Linked DNA regions of Homo sapiens: region 1 is linked to region 2. A link is a loop called in an ENCODE intact Hi-C map of the cell type or tissue named here. Cell type or tissue: mammary epithelial cell. All regions are shown on one strand. Each heading gives the region's core, and the rest is flanking DNA. Links, peaks and the distances in the headings are about the cores only. Region 1 overlaps SFMBT2 (Scm like with four mbt domains 2). Region 2 has its middle 15 kb from the start of LINP1.

The links. Peaks named below come from ENCODE experiments on the same cell type or tissue, not always from the same donor. Only the 100,000 strongest peaks of a DNase experiment are listed, where the experiment ranks them.
Region 1: it touches region 2 in a loop (5-fold over the local background); 2 of 110 quality-filtered maps call a loop at or near these places.

The regions. Positions count from the first base shown.
Region 1 is chr10:7,255,299-7,264,546 of GRCh38, forward strand. All of the region lies in intron 7 of SFMBT2 (Scm like with four mbt domains 2), which reads right to left. Among named protein-coding and RNA genes, the nearest start is that of SNORD129, 73 kb to the left of the region's middle. RefSeq lists an enhancer at 1,509-2,708. In mammary epithelial cell, for the core only: a CTCF peak has its summit at 5,277; DNase peaks (open chromatin) are centred at 2,183 and 5,393.
Region 2 is chr10:6,717,166-6,726,702 of GRCh38, forward strand. No RefSeq gene overlaps it. Among named protein-coding and RNA genes, the nearest start is that of LINP1, 15 kb to the right of the region's middle. In mammary epithelial cell, for the core only: a CTCF peak has its summit at 4,420; DNase peaks (open chromatin) are centred at 4,476 and 5,146; H3K27ac peaks cover 2,170 bases.

The DNA.
Region 1 (9,248 bases), core at 1,249-9,248, 540 kb after region 2:
AAAGCTCTAGAGAATCATTCACACTTTGCAATTATTGGATCAAGAATGATGTTATTCCCGTTATCAGGATATATTACTAAGTCCTTAGTAGATTTACAAATATGCCTGTCACATTAAAGAAATACTGTTTACTTCAGAGTACTGGAGTCTGGTCAAATTGCGTACAGAAAAACTGCTCTCCTTTAATAAATGCCAGCAATGTCATTCCCATCTACATTCATCACTACCCATTTTTATTTTTGCCCTAAAGTAGTTTTATATTGATCAAAAGTAAAATGCCATTCATTTTATTGGAAGACTGTCTTCACAGGCTACTGTGGCAATGTCTCTTCAGGGAACCTTATTTTCAGCAGACTGACGTGGTAAAAGTGGTTCTATCTACATCAACTTCCTTTCTGCACCCTGGTTTCATCAGCTTTATTCCCTCCAGAGCCTGAGCAGTTCTCACTCTCCTACTAAGATGTAGTAACTCTGTGCTGAGACTAACTAGGTTCTGTGTATACAAACTGGAATCCCAACTCTGAAAATCCCAAGCCCCAAACCTGAAACTTTTTGAGGGCCAACAAGATGCTCACATGAGATGCTCATTGGAGCCTTTTCGATTTCAGGTTTTCAGATGCTCAACAGACAAATGTACTGCAAATATTCCAAAATCTGAACCCAGAGACACGTCTGGTCCCAGGCATTTTGGATAAGAGATGCTCAGGCTGTAATATCAAGTGGACAGAAACAGCTAACATGTTGTAAATACTGGCAGGCATGCTCCCTGCATTGTCATTTTCTGCTGACACAGACTGTGGGGTGGAATCCCTCTTGTGGGAGGAAATTAAGATTTAGAGAGATGAAGTTATCTAAGCAAGGGCACACAGCTACCAAGAGAAGCCAGGCTTCAAACCCAAGCAGCCTGATTCAGTCTGAGCCCACCCTCTAGCCACCAGGTTATATAACAGACCACGGAACAAAGACCAAAAAGGATTTTTAAAAAATCAATAATTAGTACAAGCAAACAATACCACTACAACCTACAACCTACTTAAAGCCCCCTAGAATTTTCTTTCAAAGAGAGCTATTGCTAAGTTAAAAAGTGATAGCTACTAACACTGATCATTTACTTAAAACCTCCAAGTTTTGCTGTTAATTCCTCGCACTTTTCAGTGGCTTAAGAAAAAAGCATGTGAGTGCATTCCAGTCCTAAAAATTACTTCCAAAATGTTTACCTACAGCCAGTCACAACCTTCATCAACAATTAACAAATACCATGACTACTTTTGTGTGTTTATACAGTAAGCAATGAAGATTTAGGAAATATGTGCAGCAAAATGTCCACAGTGCTTCATCAATTATCCTCCATCGATACCGACTTCCATGCGATGTTATCGATGTTAACCAAGACAGGTTACTCTGACCAACGTGGTTAATCTAGTACACGTGGCTGGCTGCAAAGTCCACACCAACCCCAGCCTGGGACTGGTATTTTAAACACTATGTGACAGGCACCATCCTATGATGGACGCACAGGAAAGTAGTTGATGTGATTGCTGACCCTGAGAAGCTGGAAATTTACTTAGAAAATCACTGAGGTCAGGAGTTTGAGAGCAGCCTGGCCTACATTATGAAACCCCATCTCTACTAAAAATATAAAAATTAGCTGGGCGTGGCGGTGGGCGCCTGTAATCCCAGCTACTGCGGAGGCTGAGGCAGGGGAATGGCTTGAACTCCGGAGGCAGAAGTTACAGTGAGCAGAGATCACGCCACTGCACTCCAGCCTGGGTGACAGAGCGAGACTCCGTTGGAAAGGGAAGGGGAGGGGAGGGGAGGGGAGGGGAAAGAAAAGAAAAGAAAAAACTGTACAGTGAGAAACAGGAAGTAGAGTATCACGCTGGAAAAAGGAGTATGGACAAACTGCAATATCTTGGTGTCCTGACTTTATAGTTTTGGCTTATGTCTCACTTTTTTCACTTAAAACAGGGGTCAGGAGGATCCCACAACGTCAGAGCCTGCCCTGGGTGCACTCACTACCCACGGTCACCCACCACTTTCAACATCTGCCTCTGATGAAGTCCCTGCCTTGCCAGTGGTTGCTGTGCCTGGAAAGGGACAGCACCTGATTCAGGAGGAGTGAACCATCGCTGCGGGAGAAACACACCTGCCTGGATATAGTCATCATGAGTCAGCAGCAACTCATGTCTCTGGCAGGTGCCAAAGCTTCAGGGTGAACAGCAAAGTTCTTTATAAAATACAGTATACACGTGGCTGTGAGTATTAATCTACAGACAGCAATGGAGAGTATTACTAACAGAGAGACAGGAGAAAGAGAAGACAGAAAAGAAAGAACATTCATGTCTGCTGGGCCTGCCTGAACTTGACTCATCTCCACATTTACTTGAGGGGCTTGAAGAACCGAAGCTTATGCTTTTAAAATGTCACTATGTGGCTATCACAGACTCCGAAAATAGCTAATGCCTCTTCCCATCGCCACTTTATTAGATAAATACATCTCACATGATATAAAATTGTGAAAGATGAGGCACAGGGGAGAACAAGTTCTCATTAATTAATACAACAAAATTAAAATGTACTTGGTGAGGATTTTCATGTAAAAACAAAAAAGGCAGTGAAATCATCCTTATGCAGAAACCAAATTCTTTTTTCATTGAGGTAGGGTCTCTGCCACCCGGGCTGAAGTGCAATGATGCAATCAAGGCTTGCTGCAACCTCCGCCTCCCAGGCTCCAGCAATACTTCCACCTCAGCCTCCCGGGTAGCTGGGACGACAGGTGTGCACCACCATACCTGGCTAATTTTTTGTATTTTTTGTAGAGATGGGGTTTTGCCATGTTGCTCAGGCTGGTCTCAAACTCCTGGGTTCAAGCAATCCAACCGCCTCAGCATCCCAAAGTGCTGGGATTACAGGCGTGAGCCACCGTGCCTGGCTCCAGGAACCACATTCTTAACCTGAGTTCCACAATCAAAAGCTGCAGGAAATTCTCCCTCTGCAGCAGCAATCTCAGTGTCAACCTTCGGTCCTTTGCTTCTTCCTTTCGGCTTATTTGGATATAAAATAAAATAGACAAAAAACAGATATAGGATTCACCCTGCCCAGTTTTTTTAAGCAACAAAATCTTTTAGTGTATTGTACTTACACAAAAATACTGCACAGTATATAATTTTTTCAGTTCCAACATGCCAGTTTTTTGGTCCAAAGGGAACTCAAATATTGCATGTGCTTCTTTTCAAGGCCTCCATTAATCTGCATAATTTCTAAGACTAGGCTTCAGTGAAGTCAATGGAAGGTTTTAGTTAGTATTACATTCAAATTAATATATAATGAGCTACGCTTTAATTCCTCTATTCGTATCAGCATGCCAGGTCCCGCTGAAAAAACCATCCAGAACCATTTATGATATCATTCTTCTTTTGTTTTACCAATGACCTAGTGCTCAGATGTTCATTAGAAAATTACTCCCGTAATACTAGTTTCATTGAAAAACAGATATTAGGAGGCCAGCATTTATTAAATCAATAGTATTATGACATTTCAATTTGATCACACTGATTTCAATTTAGCCAGTGAAGTATTTGTAACAAAAATGTAATTTTAAAATCTATTGCTGAACACTAATAAGCATTTCTATTTTTTACTTACAGAGGTAAAGAGCGATTTTGTCTAGTAGCTGTGCATTCAATCAAGTTAAAAAATAGTAATGAGAAATTTAGGACCGTAGTATCATAGATCACAACCTGAACCACACAATTTACAACAGGCAGGATGTGGTGGACGCTGAGGGGGCCCCTAAATGCATTAACTCAACTGCTGTCATGGAAACATGACGCCAGCATGCTTCACAGAAAGAAGCAAGAGCTGGGAAGGCGCAAAACTTCTCCACCCAGCAGTCTGAGCTTCTGTTTTGCCCTTCCCAGACACCAACGTGGAGGCCAGTAAACACAGAGAGCTTGCAAACCCCTCTACGTGCTCTGCCACAAGTGGGAAGCCTCCCCACTGGAAAGTGCCCACTGCCAAGCAGCCTGGACTGGATCTAATAACAGCTTCAGTCTCCAGAGCCTTCCTCACACCCCAGCTGCCCTCGGCTCCCTCCATCAACCACTTCCAGGTGAGAAACAGGGATGGTCAGCCTCAACACTATTGGCCTTTGGGGGCCAGAATCTTTGTTGGGGGGCTGTTCTGCCACTGTAGGATGTTGCAACTGCATCTCTGGGGTCTATCCACTAGATGCTGACTGCATCCCCCACCTGGGACAACTGAAATGTCTCCTGGCTTTGCCACATGTCCACTGAAGGGCACATGCCCCTGGCCCCTGAGTTGAGGACCACTGATTCAGATTCGGTTAAGAGAGAAGTCAGGTATCGCTGATGAGACACCTGACCTTGTGGTCTCCTCCCCCTACACTTCTGATGAGCTTCCTCAGCATCAGTGGATTCTCTCTGCCTCTGTCTCCAGCATTAACTCACTCTAGTACCCACCCTTCAGCCCCTTGGTGTGATCAGCAGTGCCAACCAACCCTGTTAATTTTGACTCACTCTGATGCTGTCTCAGCAAGAACTGGAAATTCACACTTACATTTGTGCCAGTCTACACTGCAGACCCGGTGCTGCCAGTCTACACTGCAGACCTGGTGCTGCTGTTACCCTCCCACTGCCTCCACTTTGAATGTCTAGTGTATAAGATTCAAAGATGCTGTTATGAATGACAGCAATAACCATAAACAATGGTGACCACAATATGGTGGTACAAGAGGTGCTTTGCATGCACAGGACAATAACAATAACTCAAGTACTCCTTAACCCACTGCCTACTACCACTATGGCAGCAATGGGTTCTCTGTTTGCAAGGAGTAAGCAATCATTTCCAACCTACAGACAAGCAGACCAGTCACCTGAAATGGTACTGGTCCCCAAGGAAGCCTTTATCTATTAAAGGGCCTTCTCACACAAAGACCAGACAGAAAACCCTACTCGACCTGGTATAAACCATAAGGAAATCCATTATCTCACACAGCAAAGGGGTCCAGAGAAAAGGCAAGTGAATAGAAAAGCCTGGTGAACAGAGCCATGAGCAATGTCAGAAATGGCCTCGGTTCTTTTCATCCTCCTCCTTCCACACCCTAAATATGACAGCTTTCCCCAGTCCAGCTCCTCCCTTGTGGGCTCAAGATGGCTGCAGAAACTCCAGGCCTCTCAGGCAGAGCAAGGCCCCCTCTTCCCTATGCTGCTTCTTCAAAGCAAGGAAACCTATTCCAGAAACTACCAGCAGATGTCCTCATTTATTACTGACCCAAATTGGTCACAAATCTCTCCCTAAGCCAATCACTGACAAGAAAAATGGGGCCACTCTTCCGGCTTACACCACTGGTTCTAATTCTACACAGGCGGCATCTACCACATTCCCCAGTGCAGACAGTTATTTGGCAAGGGGCAGGGGCAGTTGTCACTTAGTACAATAAAAAAATCATCCTGGCCAAAATCCCAGGAGAGCCCTCGTCAAAAGCAACTGAGTAATAAGGAGTTGAGCAACATACTCCAGTTCAAATACCATACTGAATAGGCAACACTGAATACTCTCAGAATTCATTTTCTGGTTCTTTGTTATAATAATACTGAGTTTGCGCAGTCTTTAAATACCCCAGTTTAACAAAGAAACATTAAAAAAAAAAAAGTGTGGCCTTGGGTTTGAGGTACGTCTGTGCATCCTGGCTCACCCATGGTCTCTCTGTATGAGGTATGACTAGAAATTAACTTCTCTGAGCCTGGCAATTCCTGAACTTAACCAGTAAGACTCCTGTGCCTCTCGAGTCAGGTTACTGTGGGGATGTGAGATAGTATATGCACAGTACCCAGCACAAGGTCTGCAGCCCGTGGGTGCGAATCACTAGAAACGCTCACCAATTCACTGCAACACTTTCCAATGAAGAATGGTTTTTGAGTTCCTATGATTCATCTATGGCTTCAATTATGTTTTTCCTTCGTACCTTTTTATGCTATCCCGAAAGGTCTGAAAGGTTAATGCATATTCCAAAAACGTCCTCAAGGTGAGTGGCTTATCACACAGAAAGCCAGGGTTTGTAACACTCTGGCCATGCCTTGGCTCCCTGTCCCATTGTTTATAGACCTGCAGTCTCTCAGAATCTTCGGATGCTCAGCAATGACTGAGGATCAGGGAGTGCATGAATCAGTACAGACTCACAGGCGAAATGACCAAATGTTCTGATCCCTTTGCCGGGTGGGGGTTACGTATGCAGGCATGTCTGGATGGATTTACTTTTAGGAGAATCCAGATGCCGGCAGGGAAAAGAATAAATCCTGTTGTGATCTAGAGACTTTGCAGGTCACCACAAGTGCAAGATCTTGTTAAATATTAAGGAGCTTTAAAGCAGGTTTCCACTCTCCTAAACTGAGCCTTTCCTTTCATCAAGTTGTTAAGTGCAGGACATCATATATTCATGTAAAGGTTTATCTGACATGTTCGTGCTGGCCTTTCTGGTTATAAATGGCACTGGCGACAAAACTGGAGGCAGATTTTATCTTATCCTTGACTTTATGTCATTGAGACAGGCAGATTCAAAGTAGGGTGGCTGGCGGAAGGACGGAAGAGAGAAAGCTCAGGAATGAACAGTCCCCACACCTTTTATTGACACCCAGCAAAGTAGGCCAGCCTCCTCAGTGTGCCCTCCCTGGGGGCAGGGGTGACAGCGCTGAAGGGCAAGGCCCGGTGGCATGGCCACACCACTGGGCTCCCCTTATTACATGGGGTCCTCATTTTCCATTAGCTCTCAAACCTCTGAAGTCCTAAAGTTAAAAGAGAGAAGCTCAAACTTCTCTTTACATCAGGTTTCTCCCTGGAGCAAGTGTCTGTTCATGAAAGGCACTACGGGGCTTAAACGGGTGGCCTAACTTGCAAAAGGATTGGTGGTTTTTTAATGTTTTTTGGAGGGGGGATGGGGGAGCCACCTCCAAACAATTTTACCGTGGCTTAAATCCACAATAAGATCTTCTGTAGATAAAAGAATTATAATCTTTTCTTAATTATTTTTATTAATAGAGAATGGAATAGAAAATGGCCCAAAAAATAAAAAATCAGGCACAATGATCACTTTGAAATGTGTCTAGTTTTATAAACAAGAGATGTATCCCCTTTGCACACCTCCAAATCCCATACACCAATTACGCTAAGTTCATGCTAATATGATCTCACCCTCCCTGCAAGTTCCCCGGGAACTGGCAAGAGCCAGAATTATCCGCGGTAAGCAGAAGCCATTTGGGAGTGAGAACTCCCGGAGCAGATAACTGAAAGTTGACTAAATTCTTAAATTCTTAACGTTTAGGATTAAAAGCAAGTTGCTATCTAACGGACTGCAGACAGCGGAGCTCAGGCCCCAGTGATCAAGCAGCTGCGATGGCGAACTCTGTATAGATCTGGATTTTGCGATTTTTATAGTTACATTTATTGTTTGACCAATGTTGCCCTCTTTAGTGTGTCTCTTATAAGATTTTCTCCAATACTCATAAAAACTAGATGGCCCCGCTGGTCCTTTTTTGCCATGGAATTCATGTGCTTCAGTTCAAGTACCCAGAACAGGCAAAGGATCCCACAGATGAACCCCACCTCGCAGTTCTGTATGTTGCCAGGGACGGGTATTCAACGAACTGGACTTCTCTGGGGTTTTCCACCCAAAGAGATTCTGTTTAACAAACCTCTTCAAGTCTGTAAAGAAACGGGAATGGCAACAGGAGGTAGGGGAGCACGTACTCTGCAGAACCATGCTTTCAGGCCCAGACACTGGGGATGCCTGAGAGAACAGACCCGGCTCCAGCCATGGGGTAGAAACCTCCCAAGTTCAATCAATGGCACCGAGATCACAGAGGGACATGCACCAGTCTGCTAACAAAATCACCTACCATCAAAACAGCCTCTATTTCTTTTCTTTTCTTTTCTTTTCTTTTTTGAGACAGAGTTTCTCCCTCGTCGCCCAGGCTGGAGTACAATGGCGCGATCTCAGCTTACTTCAAACTCCACCTCCCGGGTTCAAGTGATTCTCCTGCCTCAACCTCCCGAGTAGGTGGACTACAGGCACGTGCCACTAATGCCCAGGAAATTTTTGTATTTTTAGTAGAGACAGGGTTTCACCATGTTAGCCAGGCTGGTCTCGAACTCCTGACCTCAGGTGATCCACCCGCCTTGGTTTCCCAAAGTGCTGGGATTACAGGTGTGAGCCACCGTGCCCGGCCAACAGCCTCTATTTCAAAGCCATTTGGGGATAACATGATGAGAAGGAGATATCCATCATGTATCCCACAAACATTAACTGCTAAATGACTTGGGGAAAAAATTAAGCTCTGTCTCTATATATGGGCTTAAGGCAAATGCCTGGAGAATGTAAGTGTCCCACCTGAAGGCCAAACTCAGCTACAAGTGTTTGAATGTTGCTGCATTTAGCTGCTGAATAAGGGAAAAAGAAACCAGTCACCATAGAAACTGCAGCCTCACAATCTATCGTAAGAGAAGCCCGCGTCTTCCTTACCCCTTTGGCTGTACCAGACGGAATGAGAAAGAAAAGCTTCTCTCTCTTGGCCACATTTAATCTTCTCTCCTCAGCCTTTAATCTAGGTCTCCGATGCTAAAATGTAGGAGAGATTCCCTCCTAAGGGTTAAATCTATAATCACACTGACAGGTACATCATTGAAAGCTAAGAAAACACTGAAAAAAAGCACTGGATGTGGAATCTTCAGTGCTATGAGCAGCATGAACACTCTTAGTAGAGAGGGTGTCCATGCAGGGAAGGTCTTTATTTCTTTCTTGGTTTGTGTGGGGAAAAATGGCCTCACACAGCATTTCTTATTTTAGCCTTCTCTACATGTCCGTGTCCCTTCCTTTATTAAACATCGAGAAATAGAGAAAGCAAGATACTTAAAGAAACCATTTCAGGTACAGTTTCAGACCCAACCAAACCAGACTCAATGCAGTGCACTGCCGTGACTGCTAGTCCTTTATTTACGGATTTCCAGGGTGCCTTTTATCCCTTATCAGTGATGTGTGTATAATCTCGATACTTATGTCAAAGACGACAGAGACTGTGCTGCAGAAGGACACCAAGACACTGGGTATTTTACGGAAGTACTTAGACCAGGCACACATTTGCTCTGTTCTGAGTCCAGATGCAGTACAAGCCTCAGTTATCATGACCTTGGATCCCTGTAACCTCCATGAGGTACAGATTCTGATTAGGAACTGG
Region 2 (9,537 bases), core at 936-8,935:
TAATGAGTAATGTGTCTTATTCCGGGGACACTCCCCAAGTTCTTCAGGTTTCCCACCTTCCTTCGCTAGGAGCTCAGGTAACACTGGACAATCTATCCACAGTGGAGAGGACAATTGCCAACTCACAAACACTGATTCTATTTTATTGTGATGGTCTAGGATGAGGGTCAGCAAACCATGGCCCTTGAGTTCAATCTGGCCCATTTCTTGTTTTGCTAAATAAAGTTTTATTGGAATACAGCCAAGCTCAATCACTACATATTATCTATGGCTACTTTTGGGCTACAACAACAACAGAGTTACATAGTTTTCAGCAATATTTACTATTTGTCCATTTACAGAAACAGTTTTATAATAATTACCAGTGATCTCTGGTCTAGGGTAATTATTTCCAAGTTTATATGAAAGTATTGACTGGTCTTGGATCCTTGAGAGCAAGATTTGTATAACTCAAATACCTCATATCCTGTACAAATACCCTTAACAAAGGCAGAAGTTCCATCATCTAAATACTTTGAAAAAATATAAACAGAACCATACATAATTATAGGAGATGAATTTTAGTTTTTATTTTTTTGAGACAGAGTCTCGCTCTGTTATCCATGCTAGAGTACAGTGGTATAATCTCGGCTCACTGCAACCTCCACCTCCAAGGCTCAAGTGATTCTTTTCTTCAGCCTCCTGAGTAGTTGGGATTACAGGCATGTGCCACCACACCCAGCATTTATTTTTTCTTTTTTGTGTTTTTAGTAGAGCTAGGGTTTCACCATCTTGGCCATGCTCGTCTTGAACTCCTGGCCTCAAGTGATCCACCTGCCTTGGCCTCCCAAAGTGCTAGGATTACAGGTTTGAGCTACTGTTCCCACTCTGCCCAGCTGGGGATGAATCTTATAGCCATTCTGCCAACCTCTGGAGAATTTATTCTGTTTGTGGCAGAATAAACATTAGCTGCTCAATATCCTAGCTGAATCAACCTAAGACCACCAGAAACAAACCAATAGCCTGGTACATTTGGGTTTATTGATGTAATCCAATCGGGTAAATGGAACCCTAGAGGGCATCTCACCAAACAAAGAAGAAATAAAAGTAATCTAGATTCTGGGGAAGGGTGGGGTTTAGATGAAATTTGAATGAAGTAGTGTTTAGATAGGCTCACAGCGAAGTAGGGTAGTATAAAGGGGTCAGTATCAGATCTGCACTGAAAAATGGACCCAGGGTCCTGTTTCTATGGAAACAATGCAGTTGTGAGATAGATGTGGAAACCCCGTATCTGAAGCTCTGCCTCTGAGTTAGAGATCTAGATTGTTTCTCTGCATCAAAAAGCGACTAGGTTTTCCAGCCAGAAGTGGAGGTTTCATTCTTACTGATACAATTCCAAACAGCAAAGCTTTGGAGAGTCCATGCTTTTAGAGAACAAAGTTTCTTAGAGAGTAAAAAAGCAGTAGTGACTCAAAGAAGGGGCTGTTCTGACCTGTTAGAGTTGCAGTGTGTCCTTGGGAGAAATACTGTTCCCTGTTACTTTGAAGATGGCTTTATCTGTGTCTGTTATTCCAGCCTGATGAATGGCCAGGCATGTTTTTACTTCCTTGTTCTGAGTTAATTTTTACTTTCTCATCAGGAAGGCACTGATGGTAGGGTTGGAAGGTAAAGAGGCAGAAGCAGATGAGGTTAGAACACAATTAGTGAGGAACCAAATTCAAAGCAGGTAGGCTGAAGGGAGCTTTCCTACAAACTTCATGAATATGTATTGGGTAAATGAATGGATAGTCTTTGAATGGTTGTGAAGAGTCTCAAACATAAAGGAGCAGTAACATGTTAATGATTCTAATATTATCAGTTAGAATCTTACATAGAATTTTATGATGCTTATTTTGACATTTAACCAGAAAAAAAATGGCATGAAAAGTTCTGATAGCAGACCATCAAATGTACTATGAATGTTTCCTTTAGACATTTCTGGGATAATTTTAGGGTTATTCTTCATAGTAACTACCGACAGGTGGAAGCCAGAGTACTGAGTAACAGCAGTCTCCCTGCAGGTTTTGATTTTCTTTTTTAAATTATTTGTATAGATTTAAGGGGTACAAGTGCAATTTTGTTACCTGGATATATTGCCTAGAGGTAAAGTCTGGGTTTTTAGTGTAACCATCACTCAAATAATGTACATTGCATCCATTAAGTAATTTTGCTACCAGAAAGAGGTCCTGATCCAGACCCTAAGAGACTGTTCTTGGATCTCCCTGGAAGAAAGAATTTGGGGTGAGTCCACAGAGTAAAGTGAAAGCAAGTTTATGAGAGAAGTAAATAAACAAAAGAATGGCTACTCCATAGGCAGAGCAGCCACAAGGGCTACTGGTTGGCTATTTTTGTGGTTAGTTTTTGATCATATGCTAAACAAGGGGTGAATTATTCATGAGTTTTCCAGGAGAGGGGTGGGCAATTCCCCTGGAAGTAAACTATATCATTTAATATGGGTTAAACCATATAGGGTAACTTCTGGATGTTGCCATGGCATTTGTAAACTGTCACTACAGCAGTGGGAGTGTCTTTTAGCATGTGAATGCATTATCATTAGCATAGAATGAGCAGTGAGGATGACTGGAGGTCATCGTCATTGCCATCTAGGATTTGATGGGTTTTGGCTGGCTTCTTTACTGCATCCTGTTTCATCAGAGGGGTCTTTGTTACTTCCTATCCCATCCTTCCTGTGACTAAGAATGGCTGACCTCCTGGAGATACAGCCCAGCAGGTCTCAGCCTCATTTTACCCATCCCCTATTCAAGACGGAGTCACTCCGGCAGGGTGTGGTGGCTCATGCCTGTAATCCCAGCACTTTGGGAGGCCGAGGTGGGTGGATCACGAAGTCAGGAGATCGAGACCATCCCGGCTAATGTGGTGAAACCCCGTCTGTACTAAAAATACAAAAAATTAGCCAGGCCTGGTAGTGGGCGCTTGTAGTCCCAGCTACTTGGGAGGCTGAGGCAGGAGAATGGTGTGAACCTGGGAGGCAGAGCTTGCAGTGAGCAGGGATGGCACCACTGCACTCCAGCCTGGGCGACAGAGCGAGACTCCATCTCAAAAAAAAAAAAAAAAAAAAGATGGAGTCACTCTGGTTCCAATGGCTCTGACAATTTCTCATCCCTCACCCCTTTCAACCCTTCGTCCTTCCTAGTCTCCAATGTCTGTCATTCCATACTCTATATGTCACAGATTTTAGATCCCAAGAATGGCTCAATGCCTGAAGTCACAAGGTTTATTTCCTGAGCTGTTTCTGAAGGACAGGATGTTGTAAGTACTGTATCAGAAGTGTGTCGGGAGATAAAACTTGTGACTCTAGGAACTGATAACAGCAAAACTGAATGCGTGGCCTCTGGGCCCTCTCACTTCCTCCCTGTCTCACCTGAAGGAAGTGCAGTGTGGGCTGGTGGCAGTGGCATTCTCTATCTCCTCCCAGCTCCCAGACTTCATTCATTCTCTGAGTGATCATTGAGTCTCTCTGTCCTCTGTGCCTACAGAAGTCAGGATTCCTTGAGAGAAAGAAGCTTTCACACTTTTCGCATCCAGCGCGCTTCCACCTTTAACTTCAAAGCCTTTAATGCCTTCCATGTTCATTTGGTGGGGGAAGAAATGTACCTCCTGTATTAGTCTGTTCTCATGCTGCTAACAAAACCATACCCAAGACTGGGTAATTTATAAAGGAAACTGGTTTAATGGACTCACTCTTCCACATAACTGGGGAGGCTTCATAATTATGGTGGAAGGTGAAGGAAGAGCAAAGGCATGTCTTACATGGTGATGGGCAAGAGCGCATGTGCAAGGGAACTCACCTTTCTAAAAACCATCAGTTCTCATGAGACTTACTCACTATCACGAGAACAGCATGGGAAAGACCCACCCCCATAATTCAGTTACCTCCCACTGAGTCCCTCCCATAACATGTAGGAATTATGGGAGCTATAATTCAAGGTGAGATTTGGGTGGGGACACAGGAGCTATAATTCAAGATGGGATTTGGGTGGGGACATGGCCAAACGATATCACCCCCATCACTGATTGTTATTAGCAAAGTCTTCATTTCTCTGAAGCTGTTGATCCTTATTTGTTCACTTTGATATGACCTCGATTTTTCCAGTTTTTCTCATTTTGTCTTGTACAAATCACTGCCAGTGTAAACTCCCTACAGTCTGGAATCTTCTTTTCAGCTTCCATTCTCCATCTCTGCTCCCTTAGCCCCACCCCTCCAGGAAGCTTCTGGTCCAGCAGGACCCTTTGCAGCCTGAGGACCATGACCTGAATTAACTCCACCTTCCAGCAACTTCCAAGGGAAGCAGTCCCACTCCAGGAAGTACTGACACAAATTATGAAGTGAGATGGGCAGGGGGAATTCTGAGCTGCATGTCGAACCGGGAAACGTACCATAGGGAGGCGGCAGCAAGCTGTGGGAAAATACAGGAAATGAGAATCTGCTTCCCAAGCACCCTGAGTCATCTTGTTTAACGGGGAGATTGGTGTCAGCACTTGGAGCCGGGGGAATGTTGTGGGAGGGAATTAGCTTTGATTAGAAGCAGCTGGGAGCAGAGAGTGAATCCCCGAGGTCCTAGAATGAAGGACCTTGTGAAATGTAGTTCCATAAGCTCAACTTCACTGTTAAAGCTAAAACAATTGTTTATAGTATAAGACAAATTATAAGAGGGAAGAAAAATCCTAATCTATGCAAACTAATTAGCACCAAACCAGAGAGTAATGAAATCTGGGACTGACAGCCACGTGGGTGGGTTTGTTAGGTACCAATGATGCCAGGCAGGCTTAAAGGCTTGCTTCTTGAAAAGAAATGAGCACGTCTATACACACACACACAACACAATACACGGATGGTCAGAAGAAACACAGCAGATGTTATCTATTTGGACTCTAGGAAAGCGCTTGATGAAAATGTCCCATGAAATTTTACTTGCGAAACAAGTTCAAATTGGCTGGAATAGGAGAACTCCGATACAGCTTGAAACCTGCCTCCAAAACCATGAACCGAATGCAATGGAACTGATAAATAAATGGCAGCGGATCTAGCTGCAAGAAGGTGTTCAGCAGAATGCCCCTGGGGTAACTGTGAGAACGGAGTATATTAAAAATCTTTATCAATGAGTCAGAAGAACTAGTCACAGGATGCACGTGAATTCTTCCAGGAATACGAACTTGGCTGGTGTTAGAGGAAGCACAGATCAAGTCTTAGTGCAGAAGGATAAACAAAGAGGTTAGAAGTGTGCTCAAGAAGGAGCAAGGAAGGAAGGAAATGGGATCCACCTGGGAAAATAGTAGCCCGCTGATCTGTAGAAGATTAGGCTGTAGAAATGCAAAAGGAGAAAGATTCAGGAGGGAGAGGAAGGAACACATTCAGTAGGGCTTAGCCATGCTGTTCAGTGGCCAGCAAGGGAGAACTCAGGACTGTGGGGCCTGGAGTTTGTAGAATTTGGGGGGCCTTCCTTAAGCAAAAGATAAGTTATTAATTTAAAATTAGGTACAGGACCTTGAAAGAGACTGGAGGAAAGGAGGGACTGGAAAGATTAAGGTCACTGAGTTTCATGGTGAATCTGCCTAAGCTGGCTGAGCCTATCATGAATAAAATATTTTTTTCTTCCTGGTTTGAGTAAGAAGAGAGATTGGTATGTGTGAGTGTGTGTGTGTGTGTGTGGTTGAGGGGGCGGTGCTTGTGGGGGAACTAGGGACTGATGGTTCACTAGTTGGGTGCTATGGTCTAAATGTTTGTGTCTCCCCAAAATTCATATCTTGAAATCCTAATCCTTAAGGGAATGGTACTTGGAGGTGGGGCTTTTGGAAGGGGATTAGCTCCTGAGGGTGATGCCCTCATGCATGGGATTAGGGCCCTTATAAAGAGGCAGGTGGGAACTTGTTTGCCCCATCCACCTGTGAGATTACAGTGAGAAGATGTTTTTCCATGAAGGAGGTGTGCCCTTAGCAGATACCAAATCTGCCAGCACCTTGATCTTGGACTTTCAGCCTCTAGACTGAGATAACTAAGTTTCTGTCATTTATAAGTGCCCAAGCATACTAAGACATTGGCTAGCAACAGATACTTAAGGAATTTCAAATATGTGTCAAAATTATATTAGTCATTTTGTATACATTTATTATATATACAAATACATAATACATGTATGAATTTATTGCTTTAAAGGTGTTTAGAGTGGAGTAGGAAAACCAAATGGTTAAGCAGATATGTAAAATAAATACATATCTGTATTTAAGCATTTCCTAAGAAAAATCTGCGTTAGCATAGGAGGCCTGGGTAACAAATAGTATTTCCATTCGTATGTACAAGTGAATTCCCTCTGATGCAGAAGGCAAATCCGTAGGGTGTTCTGGAAAACCACACAGGAGGAGGTGGTTTAGAAATAAGTCCCAAATTTCCCATGGGATTCAGGTTGGAGATAGGGAGATATTTCAAATGGAAAAGGCAGGTACTAAAGCACCAGAGGTAGGAGAGGGAAGTTTTGTGCAGACACACCAAGGTGGAGTAATCTTACTATGGAATTACTTAGAACAAGAAGGGAGGAAGAAAGGGATGTGTTAGCAGGCGAATTAAGAATTTAGTATTGTAGAATGGATAAAGAAAATGTAATATATATATATATATATATACACACCATGGAATACTACTCAGCTATAAAAAGGAATGAAATAATGGCATTCACAGCAACCTGGATGGAGTTGGAGATCATTATTCTGTATAAATGAAGTAACTCAGGAATGGAAAACCAAACATCATATGTTCTCACTTATAAGTGGGAGCTGAGCTATGAGGATGGAAAGGCATAATGGACTCTGGGGACTTTGGGGGAACGGGGGCAGGAGGGTGAGGGATAAGACTACACATTGGGGGCTTGTACACTGCTTGGGTGATGGTTGCACCAAAATCTCAGAAATCGCTACTAAAGAACGTACCCATGTAACCAAACACTACCTGTTTCTCCCAAAACTATCGAAATAATAATAATAATGATAATAAAGAATTTAGCGTTGTAACAGGCGATTGGGGTAAAGATATGTGTGTGCGTTTAATGCTAGGTGTTTTAAAGAAAAGAAAAACCGTTTGAGCCTAGAGAATGTGGTTGCCATTGCCCCACCTCATGAGAAAGCACACAGGGAGCATGGAGAGAGTGGCAGAGTGGAAGGCTGAGTGCTCCCGTACTGGAAGCTGAGTGTTCTCGCTCCGTGCCTGGTGCTTCATTGAAAGTCCGGGTGATGTCTGTGAGGTGGGCAGGAAAGGAGAAGATTATAGGCAGAGAAACGTGTGGTGGAGGCTAGTGTAGGAGACAAGGTCGTGGCAGATGTTGATAGAGGACACTTGGATCAAAAAGCATGTGCTCAAAGATGCATTTCCTGGAGTACACTTTGTGGAAAACAACTCTGCTGGGGTTAGGAGGCAGGATCAGCACACAACTGTTTAGTTTAAACCATTTGCAGTTGCTATTTTTGCAGGTCAAAATGGTCAAATTTGACAATTTCATGTGGTTCAAAACAACTGGTAAAAATAGGTTGATATGGTTTGACTCTGTGTCTTCACCCAAATCTCATCTTGAATTGTAATCCCCATCTATGAAGGGAGGGACCTGTAATCCCCACATGTCAAAGAAGAGAGTTGATTGGATCATGGGGGCAGTTTCCCCATGCTGTTCTCATGACAGTGAGTGATTTCTCATGAGATCTGATGGTTCCGTAAGTGTTTGAAAGTCCCTCCTTTGCTTCACTCTCTCCTGCCGCCTTGTGAAGAAGGTGCCTGCTTTCCCTTTTGCCATGATTATAAGTTTCCTGAGGCCTCCCCAGCCAGTGGAACTGTGAGTCAATTAAGCCTCTTTTCCTTACAAATTACCCAGTGTTGAGTATTTCTTTATGGCAGTGTGAGAATGGACTAACACATAGGTCTTCTTGTAATAGCAAATGTGGGACCCTGCGTGTGACAAAAATAAAATCTTTTATTTTTCCTTTGAGCAAGTGTGAAATTTGGCCAAGGACATGGAAATAGAGCAAATGATCTTTCTCTGTCTTAGGTGGGAACTAGACTAAAGGAACAAATGGAAGGCAGAAGCCACAGAGCTTTCAGCGACAGGATCTCTACAGCTCTAGGCAATATCATAGGATCTTCTCCTAAATGCTGGAGGCGGCCACCTCCCTGTGGCCTGTGATCTGTTCTCCGACAAGGACAATATCCTGGGGAACAGCTAGGGAGCAGGCAAGTCCATTTGCTTGGTCCCACTCCAGTTCAAAAGAGCTTTAGCTTTGTTATCCATGACCATCAGTTCCTAACAGTGTCAGTCCCCCTCCCCAAAAAGCCTCAAGCTTAGAATTTCACTTTCAAGCCCTAAGCTAGTTGATATACCCCATGGCAACAGCAGTTGTTGGGAGGTGGGTGGTGATAGGTTAAAATAATTTTTAAGAGTTATTCCATGAAGGAAAATTTGGGTCAACTCTGGGTTAATGAGTTTTTTTTTTAATTTTTAAAAATTGTGGTAATAATACACATAACATAAAATGTACCATGTTAACCATCCTTAAGTGTACAGTTCAATGGCGTTAGCTACATTCACATTGCTGTGCAATCGTCACCATCATCCATCTGCAGCACTTTTGCATCATTCCAAACAGAAACTTTTTCCCCATTAAAAGAATAACTCCCTGTTCTCTCTTCCCCCAGTCCCTGGCAAGCTCCCTTCTACTTTCTGTCTATGAATTTGGCTATTCTATGGATCTCATACAATGGTGCTATAGTCATCCTTTTGGGACTGGCTGATTTTACTGAGCCTAATGTCCTCCAGGTTCTTCCACATTGTAGTATGTGTCAAAACGTCCTTCCTTTTTAAGGGGTTAATGAGTTTTTAATTTAGATTATTTCTTTTTAAGGAAAGAAGGAAGATCTGGCCAGGTGTGGTGGCTCGCACCTGTAATCCCAGCAGTTTGGGAGGCCGAGGTGGGTGGATCATTTGAGGTCAGGAGTTCGAAACCAGCCTGGCCAACATGGTGAAACCATGTCTCTACTAAAAACACAAAAATTAGCCAGGCATGGTGGTGCACCCCTGTAATCCCAGCTACTCAGGAGGCTGAGGCAAGAGAATCACTTGAATCTGGGAGGCAGAGGTCACAGTGAGCTGAGATCATGCCACTGTATTCCAGTCTGGGCAGCACAGTGAGACTGTATCTCAAATAAATAAAAAATAAATAAAAATAAGGAATTAGAATGTGCAGCATTTCTTTACTTATCTGACCAGGTAACCATTGATTTCCTGGAGTAGCTCAAAGCACAAAGCTCCATGAAACAAGGTATGGGAAATCCTGGTCCAAGCCTTCATTAAATGGATTCTCTCTGGCTCACCCACGAAGTGTGTGGCCTGGTGATTCAGTGTCCTGTGCGGTGCAGCATGCAAGTGTGGCTGTCTCTCTTTCTCAGGGCACTGCAGCATCACCTTATGACGTTAAAGGTACGCACAGAACTAAAATAAACCCCGGGGCCTTTGGCTGATGTAG